Regions from separate parts of the Homo sapiens genome. Here region 2 is linked to region 1. A link is an interaction called in ENCODE POLR2A ChIA-PET data of the cell type or tissue named here. Cell type or tissue: PC-9. All regions are shown on one strand. Region 1 overlaps P3H3 (prolyl 3-hydroxylase 3). Region 2 overlaps SCNN1A (sodium channel epithelial 1 subunit alpha).

The links. Peaks named below come from ENCODE experiments on the same cell type or tissue, not always from the same donor. Only the 100,000 strongest peaks of a DNase experiment are listed, where the experiment ranks them.
Region 2: POLR2A ChIA-PET joins it to region 1 with 8 read pairs; 1 of 35 experiments calls an interaction of 5 or more read pairs at or near these places.

What each region holds. Positions count from the first base shown.
Region 1 is chr12:6,834,749-6,837,248 of GRCh38, reverse strand. P3H3 (prolyl 3-hydroxylase 3) reads right to left here. Exons shown (of 15, transcript NM_014262.5): 10 at 163-264. Among named protein-coding and RNA genes, the nearest start is that of GNB3, 4.9 kb to the left of the region's middle. In PC-9, CTCF peaks have their summits at 1,153 and 1,353 (motif pointing right); a DNase peak (open chromatin) is centred at 1,398.
Region 2 is chr12:6,365,577-6,368,076 of GRCh38, reverse strand. All of the region lies in intron 2 of SCNN1A (sodium channel epithelial 1 subunit alpha), which reads left to right. LOC105369626 (a long non-coding RNA gene) reads right to left here. Exons shown (of 4, transcript XR_931591.3): 1 at 2,296-2,500. Among named protein-coding and RNA genes, the nearest start is that of SCNN1A, 8.7 kb to the left of the region's middle. In PC-9, no CTCF peak of the experiment used is centred here; no DNase peak of the experiment used is centred here; H3K27ac peaks cover 1,189 bases.

The DNA.
Region 1 (2,500 bases):
CCAGCTCTCAGAACATCCCTTTTCTCCACGCTGGGTCCTATCAGGTAGTCTCGGTCCCAAGAAAGCTCCTTCACAAAAGCCCAGGCCCTGGGGCCCGGCTTCCTGCACAGCCTCTCCTCCAGGTCTGGGCATCAGACGGGCCCGGGTGCCTCCTGTGCTCACCTGCGCAGCCTTAAGCACCGTGAGCCCCTCGAAGCGTTCATGGGGGGTGTGAGGGGAGCGGCGACCACGATAGCCAGACCTGGCTCCAGCCCCAGCTGCATCCTAAATAGGAAGGAGTTTACCGTGGAGTCACTCCCCCAGCCCCTCACTGTCTGCAGGGCTGCAAGACCCTCCCTCCGGCCCTCCCGCTCTCCAGAAGAAGCTAGATGCTCCCACAGTTCTGTTGTGGCTCGTCTTCCTGAGCTGCTGCTCTTTCCCAGAGAGTGCCCACCGCCACGGCTGTCCGATTGTCCCTCTCTGGTACGGGCTGGAATCCCGCTTACTAAGGGGACTGTGGAGAGAACTCGGGAGAGCTTCCTACAGCAGTAAGGGGGCCTCTGAGAGGGTAGGGACAGCTGGAAAAGTGGGGCAGAGCTGGGAACTAGGCAGGAAGGGCTTGATCATTAATCCCCGATGAGCCAAGAATAGAGGAGTCCCTCTGGAAACAGGACCCTAAGAGGAAGTTCCACAGTTAGGCCAGACTGGCGGTAGGGAGACAGCATCAGCGGGCTATCCCTCTCTGACCTCTTCCCACCTGACATGCTCTCGGAGAAACTGTGGACTCCGTGGCTCCCCCACTCCTTGATACTGAGTCACAACTACCCAGCCACCTCCGCGACCACTCTCACTACCTGGGGGTCTCCTAATATCTGGATGTCTACACTGGAATTATTCGCTTTTCTGACACCCGTTTTTTGTCTACTTTTTGAATTTGTTTAAGCACCACTATCTAGTTACGCCTGCATACAAATCTCACTTCTGAGAGACACCTAGTCACCCAAGCCGTCTAACCTGGGGTTTTTTTTTTTTTTCATTTTTTGTTTTTGAGACGGGGTCTTGCTCTATCGCCCAGGCTGGAGTGCAGTGGCGCCATCATAGCTCACTGCAATCTCCACCTCCCAGGCTCCAGAGGTCCTCCCACCTCAGCCTCCCAAGTAGGTGGGAACATATAGGCGCATAGGCCCAGCTAATTTTTTGTATTTTTGTAGAGACGGGGTTTTACCACGTTGCTCAGGCTGGCCTGGAACTCCTGGGCTCAAGCCATTCGCCTGCCTCAGCCTCCCAAAGTGCTGGGATTACAGGTGTGAGCCACCTCGCCAGCCAACGGTGGCATTCGTCAATTACTCCCCTTTTCCGGGTCTTTCTCCCACTGCATTCTACAGACTGCCACTAGAGGGCTCTACCACTCCTACAGGTGACTCCAGACCCTGCACCTGATTCCAGGTACTACAGGAATGCAAAAGTCAACCGTCCTAAAATCCTGCAACAGCTGTCTACCATACACAGATAAAGCCCAAACTCCTTGGGAGGCCACAGAAGACACTCACTGTCCCTCGGCCTTCATGTGTGGGCTCTCTCCCTCTTTCCCTATACTGTCTCTTGGTAACATACACCCTGATGATTCTATGTTCTTTTTTAATTAATTAATTAATTAATTAATTATTTAAAAAAATTTATTTTTCGAGGCGGAGTTTTGATCTTGTTGCCCAGGCTGGACTGCAATGGTGCGATCTCGGCTCACTGCGACCTCCGCCTCCTGGGTCCAAGCGATTCTCCTGCCTCAGCCTCCCCAGTAGTTGGGATTACTGGCACCTGCCACAATGCCCACTAATTTTTTTGTATTTTTAGTAAAGACCGGGTTTCACCATGTTGGCCAGGCTGGTCTTGAACTCCTGACCTCAAGTGATCCACCTGCCTTGACCTCCTAAAGTGCTGGGATTACAGGCATGAGCCACCACACCCAGCCAGTGATGATTCTGTGTTCTAAGAGCTTTATCATGTGCTAACTCATTTAATCCTCACAACGACACTATGACAAAAACACTATTATTATCCTCATTTTATAGATGAGCAAATTAGGCTCAGAGATGTTAAAATAAATTGCCCAAGATCACACAGGTAATGACTATGGAGCTGGCCCTGCTCTCACCCCTGTGCTTGACTGCAGTTCCCAGAATGCACCATGCTCTTCTCCCTCTTAGACTGATTCCACCCCCAATCGCCTGACTAACTCATCCTTAAGACTGAGCTCAAATACCACCTCTCCAGCAAGCCTTCTATAACTGCATTTCAGTGCTTCTATTTGACATACTTTTTTTTTTTTTTTTTGAGATGGAGTTTCGCTCTTGTTGCCCACGCTGGAGTGCAATGGCACGAGATCAGCTCACCACAACCTCCGCCTCCCGGGTTCAGGCGCTTCTCCTGCCTCAGCCTCCCGAGTACCTGGGATTACAGGCATGTGCCACCACGCCTGGCTAACTTTTTTGTATTTTTATTAGAGACAGGGTTTCTCCATGTT
Region 2 (2,500 bases), 470 kb after region 1:
TAAACGCTAGCTATGCTTGCCATTCTTTTAATTATAAATAACGAGCAAGTCTCTTAGAATGCCAAACACACCTTCAACCAGAGCTACATTTTCTCCTGTGAGAAGTTCAGGGGCTGCCAGAGCTGATGCCTAAGGCCCAGCCAGCTAGACTTTTCTGGTAGAGATGGAAATAGAGCTGAATGGAAGAGGAAGTGAAGATCTGGACTAGACGGTGGTTAATGTAGCTGCACGTTAGGACCACGTGGGGGCTCTTTCAAACAACCTTGTTCTGGCTCCAGCCCAGACCCATTAAATCTGAATCTGGCAAGTAAGACCCTGCACTGGTATTTTTTTCTTTAAGTGAGGCATAATTGATGTACAATAAAATGAACAAATCTTGAGTGCCCACTCAGGTTTGACAGTCGAGATGTTGAACACTCCCATTACCCGGTGCCCCCTTTCCATCAATTCCTCTTCCTCTCCCACTGTCATTTTCTGAATGCTATCTCTATCAACTGGTTTTGTCTGTTCATAGAATTCGTATAAATGGGATCATACAGTATGTATTTTCTTGTATGTGTGTCTGACTTATTTTGCTTAATGTTTCTGGAATTCTTCCCTGTGTTTTTTGCACGTATCAGTTCCTTTTTATTGCTGAGTGGTTTTGATGAGCCTATTCTGGTTGAGGGGCTGCCTGATTTGAGCATCGTTCTTTGCTCAAGTCAACTCTGTTAAATTTAATTTTGCCTAACGTTCTTCTTTTAACAATTAAATAATGCACATTCTAATACCATAGTTCCTGGCTCATAGTAAGTGCTCAATAAATGCTAGCTATGATTGCCATTCTTTTTTATTTTTTTAAGACAGGGTCTTGCTCTGTTGCCCAGGCTGGAGTGTAGTCACACGATCACGGCTCACTGTAGCCTCAAACTCCCAGGATCAGGCAATTCTTCTGCCTCAGTCTTCTGAGTAGCTGGGACTACAGGTGTGCACCACCACATCTGGCTAATTTTTGTATTTTTTGTAGATACAAGGTTTCGTCGTGTTGCCCAGGCTGGTCTCAAACTTCTGAGCTCAAGTGATCCACCCACTTGGCCTTCCAAAATTCTGGAATTACAGGTGTGAGCCACCATGCCCCGCAGATTACCATTCTTTTAATTAGCAGTAATGAGCAAGTTTTCTAGAATGCCAAACACACACCTTCAACACACCTTTGAGTTGCTTCAGGCTTTTTGGCTATTATAAATAAAATGGCTATGAACATTCATGTACAAATCTTTTTCTTTTTTTTTTTTTTGAGATGGAGTTTCGCTCTGGTTGCCCAGGCTGGAGTGCAATGGCGAGATCTTGGCTCCCTGCAACCTCCGCCTCCCGGGTTCAAGCGATTCTCCTGCCTCAGCCTCCCGAGTAGCTGGGATTACAGGCATGTGCCACCACGCCCGGCTAATTTTGCATTTTTAGTAGAGACAGGGTTTCTCCATGTTGGTCAGTCTGGTCTCGAACTCTTGACCTCAGGTGATCCACCCACCTTGCCCTCCCAAAGTGCCGGGATTACAGGTGTGAGCCACTGCACCCAGCCTCATGTACAAATCTTTATGTTCTAATGTGTTTCGGGTGCGGCCTAAACACCGTAAATTAAACACAGCTCACTGTAAATCCCTACATTCCTTCTTAATATGTTCATCAATTGATGGACATTTGGGTTATTTCTACTTTTTGGCTATTAGAAATAATACTGGTATGAACATTTGTGCACATTTGTGTGTGTATGTTGTGGGGGCATATGCTTTCATTTCTCTTAGGAGTGGAATGGATGGGTTATATGGTAACTCTATATCTAACTTTTTGAGGAACTTCCAGATTGTTTTCCAAAATGATCGTATCATTTTATATTCTCACTAGCTGTGTACAGGGTCAGAATCTTTTAAAAATGTAGGTCTGTTCGGCTGGGCGTGGTGGCTCACGACTGTAATCCCAACACATTGGGAGGCCGAGACGGGCGGATCACGAAGTCAGGAGATCGAGACCATCCTGGCTAACATGGTGAAACCCCGTCTCTACTAAAAATACAAAAAATTAGCCGGGCGTGGTGGCACGCACCTGTAGTCCCAGCTACTAGGGAGGCTGAGGCAGGAGAATGGCGTGAACCCGGAGGCGGAGCTTGTGAGCCGAGATCACGGCACTGCACTCCAGCCTGGGCAATTGAGACTCCGTCTCAAAAAAAAAAATGTAGGTCTGTTCATAAAGTGCCTACTACATACGGTTGTTCTAGGGATTATTTGTTAGATATTTTTCTTACAAGAGAATTTTGCCTACCCCAAGGTCAGGAAGATATCTTCCATCTTCTAGAGTGTTTATGGTTCTGAATTTCATGTTTACGTTATGATCCATCTTGAATTAATTTTTGCCTGTATAGCATAAGGTAGAGATTGAGGGTCATTTTTTTTCCAATACAGTATTCAGTTGTTCTAGCAGAACCTGCTAACAAATTTTATTTTCTACACTGAATTGAATTGGTGTT